Regions from separate parts of the Homo sapiens genome. Here all the other regions are linked to region 4. Evidence: chromatin loops called from intact Hi-C (ENCODE). Cell type or tissue: PC-3. All regions are shown on one strand. Links, peaks and the distances in the headings refer to the core of each region. The heading gives the core; the rest is flanking DNA.

Region 1 (5,411 bases), core at 110-5,109, 64 kb before region 4:
TAGATAGTGGGAATTATGTACCACCAGCTACAAGTAAAGGAGTGTTGATCCATCAGTGACAAAGAAATTTTGTAGTAAATAAGTAGAAAGGGGAATGGTTGAGACTGAGGAGAGATTGATGAACATGAAAAAACCAGGTCAATGAGCATGATACTGCACTAGTCCTATTCTTCTATATTCTGTTAACTGTTGAAGACAACTACCCAAAGTTTTCCATCAGACTTACCAGCCACAAAAACTGGGTAACAGGCAGAGGTTAGAACAGTTTGGAGGGCTCAAAAGAAGACAGAAAAATGTGAGAAAGTTTTGAACTCCCTAGAAACTTGTTGAATGATTTTGACTAAAATGTTGATAATGATATCGACAATGAAATCCATGCTGAGGTGGTCTCAGATGGAAATGAGGAAGTTTTCAGGAACTGGAGAAAGGTGACTCTTGTTATGTTTTAGCAAACAGACTGGTGGCATTTTGCCCTTGCCCTAGAGATTTGTAGAACACTGAACTTGAGAGAGATGATTTAGGGTACCTGGCAGAAGAAATTTCTAAGCAGCAAAGCATTCAAGAGGTGACTTGGGTGCTGTTAAAGGCATTCAGTTTTGTAAGGGAAGCAGAGCATAAGAGTTTGGAAAATTTGCAGCCTGACAACACGATGGAAAAGAAAATCCTATTTTCTAAGGAGAAATTCAAGCTGACTGCTGAAATTTGCATAATTTATAAGGAGCCGAATGTTAATCCTCAAGACAATGGGGAAAATGTCTTCCACATTTTCAGGTATCTTTTCAGCAGCACCCCACTCTACTGGTACCAATTTACCATATTAGCTTGTTTTCATGCTGCTGATAAAGACATACCCAAAGCTGGGGAGAAAAAGCAATTTAATGGACTTACAGTTCCACATGGCTGGGGAGGCCTCACAATGATGGCGGAAGGCAAGGAGAAGCAAGTCACATCTTATATGGATGGCAGCAGGCAAAGAGAGAGCTTGTGCAGGGAAACTACCATTTTTAAACCATCAGATCTCGTGAGACTTATTCACTATCATGAGAACAACATGGGAAAGACCCACCTCCATGATTCAGTCATCTCCCACCACGTCCCTCTGACAACATGTGGGAATTACGGGAGCTGCAAGATGAGATTCGGGTGGGGACAAAGAGCCAAACCATATCACCAAGAATCTTAATTTCTCTAATAACGAATTTGTGTGTGTATGAGTGAGTGTGGGTGTGGGTGTGTGTTTTCCATTGATATACATACATAGAGATATGCAAACAAACAGAGCAATAATTTTAGAGTCAGGTAGATCACTGATTGAATCTTAGAATTTTCTCCAGGTGTGTGACTTTATGAAAAATCACTTCACCTTTCTAAGCCTGTTTCCTCATGTATTTACGTGACTGTTTTACACAAGATTATTTTTGTTTGAAGTCAAGACCTTATATATCAAAATTAGCAGAAATCCCAGCACATAGCAGAAACTCAATAAATGATGGCATAATTAAAATATGATTATAATTATGATTATTATATTTGTGTACCTTAAGCCACTCTACCTCTACTACCCATCCTCCTAATTCTTCCCCTGCCCCCAGCAGTCAGTAATGAATCACGGTAGATAGAGAAGTCATAGGTGAAACTGGGCATTTAGAATTCCTTAGCATGGAAATTAATAAAAATTTTGAATTTGTTTCATAGTAGTCTAATGAATATATGTGGTTAAACTTGATGACCTAACCTCCCTCATTTATAAATTGGAGATCTAAAAAAATACCTTCTTTGAAGGCTGATTTTGAGAACTGTATATAATGTATGTAATTTAGCACAGATCCTGGCACATGGTAGAAACTCAAAATGGTGGCTATAACTGTAAATATCATAATTAATTATATGTGCTTATTGTTCTCAAAATGAAAACAATAACTAAAATGTATCTTTCATTCCAAAGAGTCCTGATAGGATGTAAAGAAAGTGTCAGCATTCTCCCATTTCCTTGCAGCCCATGACACTCTGCCCACGTTGGTACTGCTAGGACATCAAAGCATGTCTGGGAAAGCTAACACCTTAAAGGAGAGCATCTAGCAACTCTAGATGGAATGTGCTGTAGACAGCTGTAAGTACACAAGAATCCAGGCACAAAGCAGCCTGCGTAACTCACTGTGAATTAGATTTTTGATTCTTTATATTTCCCCTTTAATCCCCATGACTTTGGTTTTAAGTAGCATTGGGTCATGTGGAATTTTAACAAAGGCTTCTCTGAAAATCCAAAAGAACGATCCTCTCTCTTATTGTGTAGCCTTTTTTATGACCTTGTTACATAGACAGGTTTAGTTAAACAAGATTTTCTCTTCTTCAGATTAGTTCAGAACATACTTTATTTTTTGTGTCTTGGCAAGGTTTCTAAAATCCTTCCCACACTGGGATTCATTTAGCCCAGCTAAGATTCCACAAACAGAAGATAAACTACAATGTTTAAAAAGACAGACAGGGAATGTAAACTGGTCTGGCCATTTTGGAAAACAGCTTGGCAATTTCTTAAACAAAAACAAAACAAAACTAAAACTAAACATGCAACCACAATAACACCCAGCAGTTGCACTCCTGGAGACACTTCCTAGAGAAATTAAAATTTATGTTTACCAAAACAAAAACCCATACACAAATATTCATAGCAGTTTTATTTACAATAGCTAAAAACTGGAATCAGCCCAGATGTTCAACACATGAATGATTAAACAAACTGTGACAAGTACATTCCATGGAATACTACTCAGCAATAAAAGAAACAAACTATTGATACAAGCAAGAACTTAGATGAATTTCAGAAAATTATGTTGAGTGAAAAAAGCTAATCCCAAAAGGCTACATAGCACTGTTAATTTCATTTATGTAACATTTTGAAATATGAAAAATAATTTAGATGGAGGTAGATGAGTAGTTGGCAGGAGTTAGGGGATGGGGAGTGGGGGTTGGAGAAGGAGGGTGGCAAGCAGGAGGTGAGTGTGGATATAAAAAGGCAACAAGAGGATCCTTGTGGTGTTGGAACTGTTAGTATCATTACTGTGGCAGTGGATACAAGAACCTGCACGTAATAAAACGGTATAAAATTTAATACACACAAATACACACACACACATAAGTATAAATAAAACTTGGAAAATCTGAATAAGATTGCTGAATTTTATCATGGTCAATATCCTAGTTCTTATAATTTTGACAAGCGTAACCATTGGGAGAAACTGGGCAAAAGGTACCTAGGAGCTTTCTGTATTATTTTTTACAGCTGTATCTTATCTACAGTATCACACAAAGTTTTATTTTCAATTAAAAAATAAACTAAATAAAGCCACTGGAAGAAGCAAAAGGAAAAAATATTTTCTATGTTATCATTGAAAAAAATTATGAAGTTCAAACCTCCAGAAAATTATTGAGTTATTACATAGTGATTGCTTAAACTCTCTTCAGCTGAACAAAGAGAGAACTTACCTCCTGAAAGAAAGGCCAGGCATAGTGTTTCACACTTGTAACCCCAGCACTTTGGGAGGTTGAGGTAGGGGGATCACTTGAGGTCAGGAGTTTGAGACCAACCTGGCCAACATTGTGAAACCCCATCTCTACTAAAAATACAACTATTTGCTGGCTGTGGTGACAGGCTCCTCCTGTAATCCCATAATCCCAGCTACTCAGGAGGTTGAGGCAGGAGACTCACTTGAACCTGGGAGGCAGAGGTTGCAGTGAGCTGGGCAACACAGTGAGACTCTATCTAAAAAAAAAAAAAAAAAAAAAAAAAACCTCCTGGAAGTATTAATAATATTTCCTAAATCTGAAAAAATTCTTCCTAAAAGAAATGGAATCCCTTTAAAAAAAAAAAAAAAACACTATATCTGTTGGTCTTACAGAACAACTCTAAGTCCTCAGACACATGGGAGCACTCCAAAATCATGGAGAGCTATATATTTTACCCTGAGCTTGATTTTTATTGTGATAAATACTGTATTCTTGGTTATTTTTCTTCATATGTCATGTTTTTGTGCTTCCCCCTGATTCTAAACAGTTCTTCTCTAAACACATTTCAATGTCACCAATTTCTTTCTTAAAGTGATTGTAGTGTTCTAAGTGTGATATAAACAGAGAGGCAGGATTGCTGGCAAGATGGCCAAACAGGAACAGCTGTGGTCAGCAGCTCCGAGCGAGATCAAAACAGAAGGCGGGCGATTTCTGCATTTCCAACTGAGGTATCCAGTTCATCTCATTGGGACTGGCTGGACAGTGGGTGCAGCCCACAGAGGGTGAACTGAAGCAGGGTGGGGCGTCGCCTCACCGGGGAAGTGCAAGGGGTCAGGGAATTTTCTCCCCTGCCCGAGGGAAACTGTGAGGGACTGAGCCTGAGGAACTGTGCACACTCCGGCCCAGATATCGTGCTTGTCCCATGGTCTTCACAACCCACAGACCAGGAGATTCCCTCTGGTGCCTACCCCACCAGGTCCCTGGGTTTCAAGCGCAAAACTGGGCATCCATTTGAGCAGTCACCGGACTAGCTGCAGGAGTTTTGTTTTTTGATTTTTCTTTTTTCCATATCCCAGTTGTGCCTGGAACACCAGTGAGACAGAACCTTTCACTTCCCTGGAAAGGGGTGTTGAAGCCAGGGAGCCAAGTGGTCTGGATCGGCGGGTCCCACGCCCACGGAGCCCAACAAACTAAGATCCACTGGCTTGAAATTTTTGCTACCAGCACAGCAGCAGTCTGAGTTCGAACTCGGAAGCTCACGCTTGCTTGGGGGAGGAGCGTCCGCCATTTCTGAGGCTTGGGCAGGCGGTTTTATGCTCACAGTGTAAACAAAGCCACCAGGAAGTTCGAACTGGGTGGAGCCAACTGCAGCTCAGCAAGGACCCTGTGGCCAGACTGCCAGATTTCTCCTCTTTGGGCAGGGCATCTCAGAAAAAAAGGCAGCAGTACCAGCCAGGGACTTATAGATAAAACCCCCATCTCCCTGGGATAGAACACCTGAGGGACAGAGCACCTGGGGAAGGGGCAGCTGTGGGCGCAGCTTCAGCAAACTTAAACATCCCTGCTTGACAGCTCTGAAGAGAGCAGCAGACCTCCCAGCATAGTGTTCAAGCTCTGCTAAGGGTCAGACTACCTCCTCAAGTGGCTCTCTGACCCCCATGTATCCTAACTGGGAGATACCTCCCAGTAGGAGCCAACAGACACCTCATAAAGGAGAGCTCTGACTGGCATCTGGCAGGTGCCCCTCTGGGACAAAGTCTCCAGAGGAAAAAGCAGGAAGCAATATTTGCTGTTCTGGAGCCTCTGCTGCTGATACCCAGGCAAACAGAGTTGGGAGTGGACCTCCAGCAAACTCCAGCAGACCTGCAGCAGAGGAGCCTGACTGTCAGAAGGAAAACTAAGAAACA
Region 2 (5,411 bases), core at 276-5,275, 110 kb after region 4:
ATTGATATGATACTGTGATATAATAAAAAAAATACATATTTGGTCTTTACCCCTGGTTCCTGGCACACAGTTCCTAAGACCCTTGGGATATCTGAAGTGATGAGTGTCTTTTCTACCCTAATGAGATGACTAGTGGTTGGAGTCCACTAGGTAGCTTCAGGATTGTGACTGGTTACTAGAAAGCCCATAGCATAATTAGAGGGTTGGGACTTTCGGTTCCATCCTCCCAGTCTCTGGGGAAGAGAGCGGGACTAAAAGTTGAGTTAATCGCCAATGGCTAATGAGGTAACAATCATGCCTATGTAATAAAATAATAAAATCTTAAGAGGACAAGGTTTGGAGAGTGTCCAGATTGCCAAATATGTGGCGGTATCTGCAAGGTGGTACCCCCAGAGAGGGCATGGAAGCTCCATGGGCATACCTTGTTATGTACACCTCTTCCATCTGGCTGTTCACCAGTGTCTTTTGTCATATCCTTTATAAATAACTGGTAAATGTCAGCAGTGGTTTTTGTGAGCTCTGTTAGCCATCTTATAAAATTAGTTAAACCCGAGGAGGAGGTCTTGGGAACTCCCAATTGATAACTGGTTGGTCAGAAGCACAGGTAAAATAACCTGGGGCTTGTGCCTGGCATCTCAAGTGGGTATAGTCCTGTGGGACTGAGCCTCTAACCTGGGGGATCTGGTGCTAACTCTAGGTAGTAGATACGGCATCGCCTAACTTCAGCTGAAGTAAGGAAGTGCCTAGAAGGAAGAAGACCGAGGATATTTCTTGATTTGCACTAATGACAGCTACAGAGAGAGATAATAATTCTTGACATTTCCTGATTGTTTTAACCATGAAACATGAATATTTAATATAATGCCTAGCTCATAAGTGCTCAATTAATAGTAGATGGAACTATTATTGTTATTATTATTCAGCAGTTTATATTACATTTCCAGCGTACTTTCTACCATCCATTTGCATAGCAGATTTCTTCTCACCCTTTTTTTACAACTGAGAATGCAGAAGTAAACATAAATTATACTTCTGTAGATGTATCACATTTTTTTTTGTTTTTTGAGACTGAGTCTCACTCTGGCACCCAAGCTGGAGTGCAGTGGCACAATCATAGCTCACTGCAGCCTCAGCCTTCCAGGCTCAAGTTGTCCTCCAGCCTCAGCCACCCAATTAGCTGGTACTGTGGGCATGCACTACCACATCCAGCTAATGTTTTCACTTTCTGTAGAGGCAGGGTCTCACTATGTTGCCCAGGCTAGTCTTGAACTACTGGGCTCAAGCAATCCTCCTGCCTCCGCCTCTCAAGATGTTGGGATTACAGGTGTGAACCACTGCGCCTGCCCACACCCAGCTACAAATTCTTAATAAGTGGAGTTGTCTTGAAGTTTTAGAGCCAGTCAGGGCCCTAGTTTTCCAAGTTTTGGATTGACAAAAATAGGTGATTATTCTGTAAAAGAATTCCTTTGTGGAGTGATAGCCGGGTGTCATCAGTGGATTTGGAACTGTGCTCATTGTCCTGGTTTTCAATTTAAGAGCAACAGACTTCAAGCTGGCTTTCATTTGAGTCAGTGTGGAAACAGTCAATATATGTTACATGTCTGTGAAGCTGGCCTCTGGATCAATTGCAATTAGTTTCCAGCAGATTGCATTAACATATCTAAAATTAATATGGCGAGTGTTCTGATGAAAAGGAATTGACCACAACCACATTGTGGCTGTTTTTAGTCTCCCTCAAATGCTCTTTTCAAACTATATTTTTTCTTTCTTTGGTTAATGGCTTTAAATTGTTATGTCAACGTAGACATAATCTATTGATTGTTCCTATTTGCCTTTTAAGAGTGGTCCTAGATAATAGCACACAGCTAATGTTTAATGTTTTCTTTCACTAAGGGGCTTTTTCGCTAAATGCCTTAAACTCGTATTTTTCTTTGTATGTTATATAACACGCTATTAAGACTATAAAGCCTTTGAGTATGTTCATTTACAGAATTTTGTGTTTTTCAAATTACTAATGTTTCATCAAGACTTAAAAAGTAAGATTAAGAAATAATGTGTAGTTAAAAAATAATATACGGTAAATGATGTGAGCATTGCTTGTCTGACAATTTATTTTTATCCCAGTATTATTTATTTCTAAAGAAGAAGTATAGGCAACTTCAATATTAAAAGCAAAACCAAACCATCATTACCAGCAGCTACAAGGACGGAACAGAGAGCTATCTTTAGGCTTGATCATGTTGAAATTTGAATTTTTTACCAGCATGTATACATTATATTATGTTTATTTCACATCTTAAGGACTAACTTGTACTTTTTTATTTTTAGAGGTGGCCAGTTTCTGGGAATGAAAAATTGTCCATATCAGGAGACAAAAGGCAGAGTTGATTCATTTGGCCATCCAAGTGGCATTTTTTGGGTGTCTTTCATATGTCAAGCACTGTCACCTTCTTCACAGAGATACAGAGAAGTTTAAGGCACACTTTCTACCCTTTAGTGGAACACAGTCTAGTAGTGGGGGTATAGAGCTTTGAATCACCCTATTTCAAAAGAGCTCCATGAATACATCATAGCTTGGGGATACCAGAAGAAAATGACATTTTAAGGACACAGTAGATGTCCCAAAAGGTAATGGCTCCATGTGATGAAGCCCTGTGGGCCTCACTTTTATGATCTGTGTGACACTGCCTTGGACATCCACCAAAGCCGTGGACAGAAGCCAGTAGGGATTGTATCAGATGATGTCCATGTACTACCAGTCTTGTGATCCAGTTGTGTGATTGATTTTTTTGGTTTGTGCATTAACTGTATTGTCATCCTTCCTCTTGTGAGTAATGTTTCCTTTGCATATGACTCATGGATGGAAAGGAGTTTACATTAAGTGTATTCATTTTTCCTGGTTTTTTTTTTTTTTCCTTCTTTTAAAAATGGGGCTTACAGATTTGGTAGGGAATACTGTTGATATTATTGGATAAAATGTAAGGAATTTATTTGTTCATGTTATTGTGTCCTTTGACTGTGTCCTTTTAACACAGATAAACACGTAGTGCATATTGGAAAACCACTTCTACTTGAAACTTAAGCAAATTTCCTTTAATACACAAGTTGCAGTTTAGGAACTAGTTTAATTAATAGTCAGTCTTTCAGGTTATTGCACTCAACCTTGGTGGATGAAAGAGATAATCTCGTTAAACACACAATGGCCCTACCCAGACTCTGTTAAAAACTGTGGTAAAGAAATGAATTAGTCTGTGGCCCAGTGACTTCAGAGTGTTTAAACAAATTTCCTGAAAAACCTTACAATGATTAACAGTCTATATACAGTTATTAAAATAATGCTATGCTCTTTATTTATTTGGGGTGAGAAGGGGGGAGCCATATCCATGTAATAGAGTCCTTAACAGTTTTTAAAATAACTTATGTTGAAATACTTGTAGACTCAAAGGAAGTTGCAAAAATAGTATAGCAGCCCCATGTACTCTTCATCCAGCTTCCCCTAATGCTGACACCTCATGTAGTTGTGGTACAATATCAAAAGCAAGACATTGATATTTGTGTATTACTGTTAACTAGATCACAGAGCTCACTCAGCTTTCAGCATTTTTAAAAAACCTGCATTCATTTGTGTGTGTGTAGTTGTCCTTAACAGTTTTTGTTAAAAAATAATTAGGCATGAATTTAAGTGGGTTTTTTTTTTCTTTTGCTTCTCTCAACTCTGGGTTGCAGATTGCCAGTCAACAGTACCTCTAAGACTGGCCATGTAGGTTGACTTTTATTTTTCTTGCTATTAATGAATGTTCTTACCTCTCTCCTTCAATTTCTGTAGGCAGTTCAATTAACCTCCAGAAGATGGCTGAACCTGCAGGAATACCAGAGCAAGAAACTGATGTCTGACAACGGAGTGAGAGTTCAAAGATTCTTTGTAGCAGACACTGCAAATGAAGCTCTCGAGGCTGCTAAGAGACTAAGTAAGCTGATTCATAATGGGTGAAATACACTTGCCCAAATCAGTGAATTCACAGGTAGTGGCTTCCCACTAGTTAATTTTTTTTGTTGTGGATTAAACTGACAGGGACAGATACAGGGGAGAGCTTAGAACTGCAAAAGCAAAAAAGTCCAGATTGCCTCATGTACATGTGTGTAAGTGTGCAGGAATCACATGGTGACTGCAGCGTGAAGGGAGGGGTCTGCTTTCAGAGCTTTGTCCCTGTGAGTCTTCAGTCCTGCTGACCTGGGAGGAGATGTGGAATCACAGGACAGCCTTCAGTGTGATGGCCTGGGTGTAGGAGAATAGAGCCTTTCTTCCCTGGCACACCTAGAGGTTTCCTCTAGACTGGGCCCTGCCTGACCCATGCTGCATGAGATTCACAGGCACCTCTGTGTCCTCAGTTCCGCCAGGATCACTCACTGGAGGCACTTGGCCTAAGTGTCAAAAACCTTAGAACAGGCTCAGTGGGGTGGCTCATGCCTATAATCTCAGTACTTTGAGAGGCTGAGGAGGGAGGATCACTTGAGTCCAGGAGTTTGAGACCAGCCTGGGCAACATAGCAGAACCCGTTTCTACAAAAACTAAAAAAATTAGCCTAGTATGGTGGTGTATGCCTGTAGTCCTAGCTACTCTGGAGGCTTTGGCAGGAGGATCACTTGAGCCCACGAGTTTGAGATTGCAGTGGGCTATGATCACTCTAACATACTCTAGCCTGGGCGCCAGAGTGAGACCTTCTCTCTCTTAAAAAAAAAAAAAAAATTAGAACAACAAACAACTTCCCTTTCTTTTCAGTATCCCTTAGGGAGGGTGTATCCTCAGAAATTCTTACAGTATGAGCATTAGGGTGTTTTCATCCCAGCTCTTTTTGAAATGAAGAATAGTACAACAGTGGAGCATCGTTCAATAATGTGTGCAGGGAGTGGATGGAAGCCTTCAACAATATTTGATAACACAAAAAGGAAATTGTGATCCATGTTAACTAATAAAGGAAATGATAACTGCAATTTAAAAAAGCAAAAAACATCAATTTAGGAAAACTTTATTCTTTTACCTGAGATAGCAGCACATGGGATGTTGCTTCATGGTAATTTTTCAGAGATTTTAGTCACTATTTCACCCACTTCTGTCAGCTGTGGGTTAGTGGCTGGGAGAAACATGGCTGAAGGGCTTGAGAAGCCTTTGCAGGGTGAGTCAGTTGTCGACATCCTTCTTTAAGTCCCTTAGAACATGGGGAGAGCACCCTCTGAGTGACTGGAGGAGACCAAAGACAAGGGCATGACTTTAAAGTCAAGCTAACTTTGCTTCAGTGTTTTGCCTTCCCTTTACCAGCTTTGTAATTCTGCAGAAGTACCTTCTCCGTCCTTGCCTCAGTTTCTTTAGGTCAAAGCTAATAGTACTTATTTCCCAATGCTATTGCGAGTCT
Region 3 (5,411 bases), core at 149-5,148, 72 kb after region 4:
TTTGTATTTTTAGTAGAGATGGGGTTTCGCCATGTTGGTCAGGTTTGTCTCAAACTCCTGACCTCAAGTGATCTGCCCCCTTCAGCCTCCCAAAGTGTTGGGATTACAGATGTGGGCCACTGTGCCTGGCCAGGCCTCCTATTTTAGAATCCTTGTTGTATGTTTTCTGTGCAGCCCAGAGCTTCTGTCCAGGGACTTACAGAGGAATGTATGTTGTCAAAGAAACTGCTTAAACCCATGCCCCTGCTGTTGTATACTCAGAAAGAATGGCTCCAGCCTAATTTTCTGCCTTTACGGAAGTGGGAGGAGAAAGATGAATGCATGACTTTTGTAAGTGAAGGACTAAAGGTTATGGGCAAGTTCTTATCAGCTAAATGAGGCTGTGGCGGCTGCATTGGAAGTTGTGACTTACCTGTATCTCCCTCTTGCCTAGGAGAATAAATATTTGACTTTTTTCTTTTTTTAAAATGAAGTACAGCTGCAATTTCTGCTTTTAGAAAAGGGAATCCATCTCAAATAATTTAGATGCTAAACTATTGACCTTCCTTGTGGGGAAGACCGTTAAGTGATAGCTTTGTCCTAAATTGGTTTTGTTTGCTGTAAATAAGGCATTTCTTTTATGGGTGAGTGATTGAGTGCACAGACCCACAGTAGTGAGAACATTCCTGCCCTCGTACCCTGGTCTAGTTCTGCAGGCGCAAAGCCCAGAAAGTCACTGAAATATGGCATATTTGGGGGAGGAAAAGAAATTACATAAGTAACCTCAGATCATTTGTCCTTCAGCTGTCTTTACCACTCAATCTGCAATTGTCACTTGATGCATCACTTTCTGTTACTTGATGGAAAAGTTTTACTGAAGAACTTGAGAGATTTGGAAATATTTGAACAAATGATAATATCAGTACACTAATGAAATTTGGAGATTAATCTTGAGAGTTTGTGAGGAAGGTGGAGGTGATGAAGAAGGCAGTCCAGGTGAATTCATGCAGAGGCAGAGGTGAGAGAACAGGGGGAGAGTAGTTGTAGTGAGCAGTTTAGTATGGAGAAGGGAGAGGTGGATAGCAGAAGTTGAGGGACAATGGCACTTTTGGGTATACAAAGAAGTCTAAATGGGGCTTCAGAAAGCCCAGAATTCAGCAGGGAATAAAATTAACCCCCACAACTGAAAAATCAAACAAATATCATTTATGTAGCAAATATTTTCTGAATGCTTATTACAGCTCATTCTTTATAGAATGTTGGGCAGATAAATATGACTGAGTGAATGCAGACAGGAATAAGAAACACAGCTCCTACCTTCAGAGGGCACAGAGGTACAACTGGCCTATAAACCTGTAGTTATACTAAAACATAGTGGGTACTGCAATTGAGCTGTGTTCTTAGCCTTCTAAGATACTGTTGGCCTCTGTCAACCACTTACCCTGTGTCTGCAGAACTATTCCCTCTGATCATTCATTGCCTGATCTCTGTCTTCATCAGCTTTCTGATTCAACGTTGATTCTTCAGATAGGCTTTTTCCTAATTACCTTACCCAGCCCTGCCTTTCCAGGGATTATTCTCTGTACCCTTATCTGCTTTGTTCTTTATAACACTTGACTGTACCTGGTAGTGTTATTTGTTCATTGGCCGTCTTCCCCGCTCTCCTACAAGTTTAAGAATGTAAGCTCCACAAAGGCAAAGTGATACAGCTTAATGTAACAGCGTGAGTGATTCCCCAGCTGGCCGGAGTTGGTATTCAGTAAGCATTTGTGGTCTCAGTCAATGAGTAGGGTGCACAGAGAAGGGAGAGGGAGGTAAGGAACAGGAGAAGTTGAGGGATGATGTGGCTCATTTCAGCAAATGAGGAAGAAGGAAGGGGCTATAGAAATCCTAGTTGTGAAAGGGTCCTCATAATCATAGAACTGTTCCTTGGGCATGTAGTATATAACAAGGCTGCGTGAAGTAATCTCCACACATTATTTCTTTAACCCTTACAACATCACTGCAGGGGAGATTTCACAGTCTCCATGTTTTATAGAAGCAGTCAGAGGCATAGAGAGGCCCTATAGTCATTTGCTTAAAATCACAGTGCCAGGGAGTCACCCGCCTCATGCTGATAAAGGACTTATGCTGTTAAATTATTAAGCTCTGTCACTGAAAGATCCTAGTTGGGCTGAACTAGGCAGTTAAACTGATTGCTTACCTTTCCCCATCTTTTTGCCCTTGAGTGACACTCGCCTTTGGTCATTTGGACTTGTGCTGATGAAGGTGTGCTGATCAACTTGGCATGGTTGCCCTTTCTGGACTCTTATCCACCTTCCTCTCTCTCTGGCTTCAGGGTCTTGTCAACAGAGTAGTAGGGAGATTAAAGACACGAAGTCTGGGTTCAAATTCAACGGAGTTCAAATTCTTATGGGATCTCCCATGTTCTTTCTCTGCAACCTGGAGCAAATTATTGAACCTGACTGAGCCTCAATTTACTGTTACTTGAAAAGGGGATCATTTGCACAGATAGTTACAAAGATTAAATAAGATGATATTTAAGACATTTGGCATATGACCCGATGGTGGGCCCAGGATGATTATTTCTCTTGCACTGAATTTGAAGCTAAATTCGCTGGTCTTTTTAAAAGGCTTTATTGAGCTAGAATAATTTTGCTTTCCCAGATTCAGTAAGCATTTATCATGTGCTGCCATCTCAGGATTAGTCACTGGCTTGGTGCTTCCATACATTTTATTTCACTTCATCCTTGCAGTAGCCATGTGAAATAGGAGTTATTGTTCCCAGCTTACTTCTGGGGAATCTGAGGCTCAGAGGGGTGAAGATCTGCCTCCCGGGCTCTGATTATCTTCAGGATTCCACAGTTGGGATGAATGTCTGGTGAGGCCTGAGGTGGCAGTGGGGAGGAGCTCATGGGGAGCTTAATTGTACCATCCTGGTTATTACTCATTTCACAAACATTTACATGTCTCAGTGTTGACTTAGTAGTGACGACTGCTGGACCTCGTGCATCAAAGATTTGAGGTGAGGGAACACTTAAAGAATTGGCAGTAGCCACAGCATGAACCAACGGCCAACTGGACATGACTTTCACTGTGTGCTTAGCACAAACTACTGCCCTCAGCGTTTCAAGAATGCTGGAGAAATTGTGAAATGTCATTGCCTTTGCAGAGTGGGCTTTGGGGGATGGTGTTGGAGGATGGAGTTTCCTGGTATTCTGGGTTCAGACTTTGACCAGTGTACTGAGTATGGTCAGCTTTTACCCTTTCTAGAAATGATTCCAAAAGAATAGGACTTAGGCAGTAGCCATAAATGCATAGATTTCTAACATTTACCTTTGAATTTTATTTTTATTTTAAAATTCGAGGGATTTGACATAATATATGAATTGTTAATGGAGACATGGCAAAGCACAAGGCATGGTTTGTGTAAGTTTGGGTCCTGTGGGTTGGAGTGGGGGGACTAGCATCTTTTTTCTGCTCCCATCCATTTCTCCCTGTGCTTGCTGTATTTCCATTTGTGGGCTGTCTTAGTCCCAGAGTTGTGACTTGAGAGCCCTAAGGAGGTTCAGGAGGGCTGCCTTGTAGAGTTTACGGTGAGAAATGAGGCCAGAGACAAGAGCAAGGACAAGATCGCTGATCCTGGTAGGCCTGGTAATGAAGCTAAGCTTGTTCTTGAGGAGGGCAATAGGGAGCCATTGAAGGGTTTTAGACAGTGAAGTGGCAAGGGCAGTTTAATGCGTAGAGTACTCTTTCTGGATATAGTGTGGAGAGGGTTGGAGAAATGCAAGAATGGAGATCATTTGGGCGACTTTGGCATCGATTCAATGCTGTGAGTCATTATGCCAGGATACTAGACGTACACCGTGAGTGGAATCAGACTGCCCGGGTTTAACTCTTGCCTTCAGCACTCCATAGCTTTGTGATCTTGTGACAATTACTTATATTTCTTTGTAAGATACCTTTTTTTTTTCTTTTTCACATTTCAGTGTCTCTGAAAGCTGAATTTATTTATTTTTATTTATATTTTTTCAGACAGAGTCTCACTCTCTTGCCCAGGCTTGAGTGCAGTGGTGAGATCTTGGCTCACTGCACCCTCCATCTTCCAGGTTCAAGTGATTCTCCTGACTCAGCCTCCCAAGTAGCTGGAATTACAGGTGTACACCACCACACCTAGCTAATTTTTGTATTTTTAGTAGAGATGGAGTTTCACCATGTTGGCCAGGCTTGTCTTCAACTCCTGACCTCAGGTGGTCCACCCACCTGGCCTCACAAAGTGCTGGGATTAAGGCGTGAGCCACCGTGCCCGGCCAAACTTTATTGTTTCGATATTGTCTGGTTTTAAGTAAGGGATCCACCCCCATCTTATTGTCTGTGGCTGAAGTCGGGAGGCCTGTGGAGAGGAACAGCACCATGCTTTCCTCCCTGCCTGAAGCAGGGCTCAGGGCTCTGGGTACAGTGTCTGGGGAGTGGCCTGATCCATTTAGGGCACCATATTCTCCCCTCCCCTCCCCTCTCCTCCCCTCCCCTCCCCTGCCCTCCCCTCCATTCCCCTCCCTTCCCCGTGCCCACAGCATTGATTGGCTTGCCCACAGCATTGAATAGAAGTAGGGATCAGCATTATAGCTTTACCAGAAAATATTAAGGTTTTCTCCTTATCAATGGAGATCTCTTCACATTTTTATAAGGAACTATTTTTTATCCTTTGCTTTTTGTCCCCAGCTTCTGCTTGTACTCTCTTACCTGTTGTTGAGATGCTATGCTATACCATCTGGACTTGAAGGACTTATTTGAGTTAGTAAGTCCTTTCCTACCTTTGAAAGAAAGGGGGAAAACCAGTTCTCATAGGCATTCTCATTCCAGCCTGAGGGCTTACGTGGGCCTTTAATAAGTAATAGAAAGTGGAGAGTTATGAATTATTTTTGATTAAGGGAATAAACTATTAATGATGAGTGTTTCTTTGTTAAGATTCAGGGCTCTTTTAAAGTGATGTATCATTAAAATTGAAAGCCAACAATACAGGGAAAAAAGGAATTTTTCAGCTTTTAACTTTTTTATAATTACCATGGAAAAAAATATACGTGCTATTTGGCACATTAGAAAAACTAAGTAAATTTTGAGATGGTGAAGTTGTAAACAGATTATCCTCATGAATTTTAAAATGATGCAGAAGGACTGAATGGCTGAGTGTTGAATAGGATGGTTGGAAATGGAGGCAGAAGGCTTGTGACTTGTCCTAAGCGAGGGTGGGCCTGAGGACGCTTTTAGGATTGGAGTCCCACGTCCAAAACTCACAGCATAGCATGTTGTGAGTGTCTAATGGATCCTTTCTTTTTTGTTTGATATGAGTATATGATGAGGCTTTTATGACCAGTATAAAATAGCTTTTATGACTATATTTTGTATAAAATATAATTTTAATATGTGGGGAG
Region 4 (5,411 bases), core at 142-5,141:
TCTTGAAAGGACATTAGTTCTATAGTATTGGGGCCCCACTCTTATGAGCTCATTTAGCCTTAATTATCTCCTTAAAGGTCCTATCTCCAAATTCAATCATATTGGGGGATTTGGGCTTCAACATATAGATTTGAGGGGGAGGAGCAGTGGTGGTGGAGATAATTCAGTCCAAAATACCAAGAAACTTCATAGTCATACTTCTGAAAACTAAAGACAAAGTAATTATCTTGAAAGCAGCAAAAAACAAATGACACCTATAAGACAAAAACAATCCAAATGACAGTGGCATTCTCATCAGCAACAATGGAGGCCAAAAGGAATTCTCACAACGTCTTTTAAGTGTGGAAAAAAAGAAGTGCCAAACCAGAACTTTATATCCAGAGAAAATGTCCTCCATAAATAAAGGAGAAATTAAGACATTTCTCAGATAAAAGAAAACTAAGAGAATTTGTCTCTAGCATCCCTACCCTAGAAGAAAGATTAAAGGAAGTCCTCTAAACAGAAAGGAAATGACAAAAGCAGGAACTGTAGAATATCAAGCAGGAAAAAAGAGTATGGCAAACAAAAATACAGATAAATAAATAGACTTTCCTTCTCCTCTCCAATTTTCTCATTTACATTTGATAAGTGCAACAAAAATTATAACATTATCTGATGTGATATTAAATGTGTGCACAGAAAATATTTAAAACAATTATAAAAGAGAAAGGGTAAAGAAACTTGGCTGGGAGCAGTGACTCAAGCCTTAATCACAATACTTTTGGGAGGCCAAGGTGGGAGGATCACTTGAGTCTAGGAGTTTGAGATCAACCTGGGCAACATAAAAAAATAAATAAATAAATAAAAATAAAGAAAACAAAATAAAAATAAAGAAAGACAAATTTTCTATAATTTATTCAAACTGGTAAAATGACATCAGTAGACTATGCTAGGCTGTGTACATATAATACATAGAGCAATCACTAAAACACTATAAAAAGAGATATCCTCAGAAACACTATAGATAGGCCAGGCGCAGTGGCTCACGCCTGTAATCTCAGCACTTTCGGAGGCCAAGGTGGGTGGATCACTTAAGGTCAGGAGTTCAAGACCAGCCTTATCAACATGGTGAAACCCTGTCTCTACTAAAAATACAAAAAAATTAGCTAGGTGTGGTGGCACATGCCTGTAATCCCAGCTACTCAGGAGGCTGAGGCTTAAGAATCACTTGAACCCAGGAGGCAGAGGTTGCGGTGAGCTGAGATCATGCCACTCCACTCCAGCCTGAGTGACAGAGTGAGACTCTGACTCAAAAAATAAAAGGATACACTATAGATAAACCAAATTCTAGAAAATGAAATCTAGAAAATGTTCAAGCAACCCACAGGATGACAGAAAGAAAAACAAACCAGAGAAACAAAATGAAATCAGAAAAATCAGACAGAATAAACGGAAAACAGAAAATAAAATGGCAGGCTTAAGCCCTAACATATCAACAATTTCATTAAATGTAAATGGTCTAAATACAGCAAATAAAGGAATAGAATCCATGCTGTCTACAAGAAATTTGCATTAAATATAACAAGATAGGTAGGTTAAAGTAAAAATACAGAAAAATATATGTCATGGAAGCATTAATCAAAAGAAATGTATTCACAGAAATGAAATTGGACACTGTAACTCACACCTTATATTAAAAAAAAACCTCTAAATGGATCAGGATGTAAATATGAGAGCTAAAACTATAGAACTCTTAAAAGAAAACATAGGTGAAAAACTTCATGACCTTAAATTAGGCAATCGTTTCTTAGATATGACAGCAATGAAAGAGAAAATAGGTAAGTTGGAATACATCAAAATTGGAAATTATTGTGCTTCAAAGAACAGTACCAAGAAAGTGAAAAGACAACCCACAGAATGGAAGAAAATATTTGCAAATCATATACCTGATAAAGGTCTAATATCCAGAGTATATAATGAACTCTTATAAATTAATAATATAAAGACAACACCAATTTAAAAATGGGCAAAAGTGCTAGATAGAAATTTATACAAATAACCAATATGTACATGAAAAGATGCTCGGGAAATGAAAATCGAAGCCACAATAAGGTACCATTTTATACCCACTACGAAAGCGTGTATCAAAAGGACCGACAATAAAAAGTATTGGCAGGATGTGAAGAAATTGGAATCCTCATACAATGAAAGGTAAAATGGTGTAGCCACTTAAAAAAAAAGTTTAGTCTGGGTGCAGTGGCTCACGCCTATAATCCCAGCACTTTGGGAGGCCAAGGCGGGCAGACCACAAAGTTAGGAGTTCGAGACCAGCCTGGCCAACGTGGTGAAACCCCATCTTTACTAAAAAAATACAAAAATTAGCTGGGCGTGGTGGTGGGTGCCTGTAATCCCAGCTACTGAGGAGGCTGAGGCAGGAGAATGGCTTGAACCCAGGAGACCCAGGAGGCGGAGGTGCAGTGAGCCGAGATCGTGCCACTGCATTCCAGTGTGGGTGACAAGAGCAAGACTCCATCTCAAAAAAAAAAAAAAATGTTTAACACTTTCTCAAGCAATTAAACAGAATTACCCAGCAATTCCACACCTGGTTATATATCCAAAAGAATTGAAAACCTATCTCTATATCCAAATGTTCATAAAAACATTATTAAAAATAGTTAAAAAATAGAATCAATCCAAAAGCTCATCGACTGGTAAATTAACAAGCAAAAGATGCTGTATTCATACAATGGAATATTATTCAATCATAAGAAGGAAGGAAGTATTAATTCATGCTAATTACATAAATGAATCTTGAAAACATTGTACTAAGTTAAAGAAGCCAGACACAGAAGGATACTGTTGTATAATTCCATTTATATGAAATACCTATAATAAGCAAACGATAGAGGAAGAAAACAAATTAGTGGTTGCCAGGGGCTAGAGAAATGGGTAAATGGGATATGACTAATAGCGGATATATTTTGAAGGGAAGTGATGAAAACATCACGGAATTAGACAGTGGTCATTGTTGTATAACTTTGTAAATATATTAAAACTATTGAACTGCATACTTTTAAAAGAGGAATTTTATGGTACATGAATTATATCTCAAGTGTTTAAAGAATGCAGGAGTCACTGCATTATATCATATAACATAGACATCAGCACACAAAAAAAATTACCAAAGACAGGGATGGACATTACATAATGACAAAAGTGTCAATCTGCCAAATGATAGCAATCCTAAATAAGTATGTACCAAACAAAATTGCAAAATATGAGATGCAAAAACTAATTGGAATGAAAGGGCAAACAGACAAATCGACAATTACTGTTACAAAGTTTAATACTCTTCTTCAACAGTTGATAGGACAACTAGGTAAAAAATCAGCTGGGATATAGAACTCAACAACACCATCAACAAACAGAATCTAATCAACATTTACAGAACACTCCACCTAACAAGAGCAGAATACATAATCTTTTCAAGTATCTACAAAACGTATACAAAAATGGACCATATCCTCAGCCATTCAACAAACATCAACAAATTAAAAAAAAATTGAAAGCATACAGAATGTTTTCCAACCACAGTGAAATCAAACTAGAAGTTAATAACAGAAAGATAACAGGAAAATCCCTAAGCAGTTGGAAGCTAAACAACACAATTCCAAATAATTCATGTGTAAAGAGGAAGTCTCAGGGAAGTTTAAAAAATACATTGAACTAAATGAAAATGAAAATACAACATATCAAAATGTGTGGGACACAGCTAAAGACATACTGAGTGGGAAGTTTAAAGCATTAAATGCAAGCATTAGAGAGAGGAAATGCTCATCCCGAATCTAAGCTCCTACCTCAACAACCAAGAAAGAGCAAAATAAATACAAAGCAAATAGGAGGAAAGAAATAAGAAAGATGAAAGCAGCAATTAATGAAATTGAAAACAAGCTAACAATGAAGAAAATCAATGAAACAAAAACCTGGTTCTTTCAAAGGATCGATATGATTGACAAACCTTAATAAGACTGACCAAAAAGAGACAGAGACAGAGAGAGAGAGAGAGAGAAGACACCAATTACCAGTATCAAGAACAAAATAGGGGATATCACTACAGATCCTGCAGACATCAAAAGCATAATAAGAAAACTCTATGAACAACTCTACACACATAAATTTGACAATTTATATAAAATGGACACGTTCTTAAAAAAAACATAAACTCCCACAACTCACCCAATATCCAATATGAAGTAGATCATTTGAATAGCCATAAAGCTATTATGAAAATTGAATTGTAATTTTAAAACTCCAAGAAAAAGAAATCTCCAGGCCTAGATCATTACATTGGAGAATTCTACCATATGTTTAAAGAAGAATTTACACTGAGTCTATACAAAATCTCTTCCAGAAAATAGAAGAGTAGAGAATATATCCCAATTCATTTTATGAAGCTAGTATTACCTAGATACCAAATTATGCATGATGATAAAAGTCAATCACAAAAGGTTAGTTACTATATGATTCCATTTATAGAATATTCTGAAAATGACAAAATTATAGAAACGGAAAACAAAAAATTTAATGTTTGCCAGGGGTTAAGGAGGGGGTGGAAGGGAGGTTGGCATGGCTATAAAAGGTCAACATGAAGAACACTGAAGTGACAGAAATGTTGTCTTTGACTGTATCAATATCCAAATCCCGGTTGTGATATTGTACTATATAGTTTTGAAATATGTTAGGTAAAGGGTATGTGATATTTCTTCCAACTGCATATGAATCTGTATTTTGAGATAATCACAATTATCTCAAAAAAAATTAAATTTTAAAATGCTGTTTATTAGTGTGAATGCAGCCATCTGCTAACAATATGAATATCTGTAAAATTATGCTTAACTCTAGTTAAAAATAAAATAAAGGATAATGTGAATGTAAAATATACACATCTATGTGTGAATTAAATCCTGAAGATTCTGAGTATATTCTCAGCAGTTTTCAACACAGATTTGAAACATCTGAATCCATAAGTCTTCAGTCCAACATGCATTTAAAATTGTTCCAGTTAAGCTTTAAACCACCCCCATCTTCCTTTGTAAAATTATTAGAAACTAAGCCTGTTTCGTAAAAGACCTGCCATAAAAATACATGTGTAATATGTATTACACATGATTTCCCCATAATTAGAGCAACCACGACAAACCTGTTCCTTTGACACAAACCTCAAAATTATACATAATGGTAATAAGTCAAATGGGTTGATTGATGAGATCCTGCAAGGCAGAATCCCTGGGGAGTAACACACACACACACACACACACACACACACACACACACACAAGCTTTCTCTATTATTCCCACTGCCTGATTGCTGGAGGCAGGGCTAGTGAGAAGCTATGTTTTTCTCCACCCCATGGTGTCTTGGTTATTAAGTA

The links. Hi-C counts contacts between places; a loop is a spot of excess contacts. Peaks named below come from ENCODE experiments on the same cell type or tissue, not always from the same donor. Only the 100,000 strongest peaks of a DNase experiment are listed, where the experiment ranks them.
Region 1: it touches region 4 in a loop (6-fold over the local background); 2 of 110 quality-filtered maps call a loop at or near these places.
Region 2: it touches region 4 in a loop (14-fold over the local background); 2 of 110 quality-filtered maps call a loop at or near these places.
Region 3: it touches region 4 in a loop (11-fold over the local background); 3 of 110 quality-filtered maps call a loop at or near these places.

Annotation. Positions count from the first base shown.
Region 1 is chr3:67,780,805-67,786,215 of GRCh38, reverse strand. The region is part of intron 3 of SUCLG2-DT (SUCLG2 divergent transcript); the gene reads right to left. Among named protein-coding and RNA genes, the nearest start is that of SUCLG2-DT, 130 kb to the right of the region's middle. In PC-3, for the core only: no CTCF peak of the experiment used is centred there; no DNase peak of the experiment used is centred there; H3K27ac peaks cover 1,504 bases.
Region 2 is chr3:67,608,012-67,613,422 of GRCh38, reverse strand. SUCLG2 (succinate-CoA ligase GDP-forming subunit beta) reads left to right here. Exons shown (of 11, transcript NM_003848.4): 2 at 3,827-3,968. Among named protein-coding and RNA genes, the nearest start is that of SUCLG2, 44 kb to the left of the region's middle. In PC-3, for the core only: no CTCF peak of the experiment used is centred there; a DNase peak (open chromatin) is centred at 2,772; H3K27ac peaks cover 2,244 bases.
Region 3 is chr3:67,645,195-67,650,605 of GRCh38, reverse strand. All of the region lies in intron 1 of SUCLG2 (succinate-CoA ligase GDP-forming subunit beta), which reads left to right. Among named protein-coding and RNA genes, the nearest start is that of SUCLG2, 6.7 kb to the left of the region's middle. RefSeq lists an enhancer at 2,807-3,101 and a silencer at 2,807-3,101. In PC-3, for the core only: no CTCF peak of the experiment used is centred there; DNase peaks (open chromatin) are centred at 2,875 and 3,825; H3K4me3 peaks cover 321 bases; H3K27ac peaks cover 3,821 bases.
Region 4 is chr3:67,717,110-67,722,520 of GRCh38, reverse strand. The region is part of intron 3 of SUCLG2-DT (SUCLG2 divergent transcript); the gene reads right to left. Among named protein-coding and RNA genes, the nearest start is that of SUCLG2-DT, 65 kb to the right of the region's middle. In PC-3, for the core only: no CTCF peak of the experiment used is centred there; a DNase peak (open chromatin) is centred at 2,980; H3K27ac peaks cover 1,269 bases.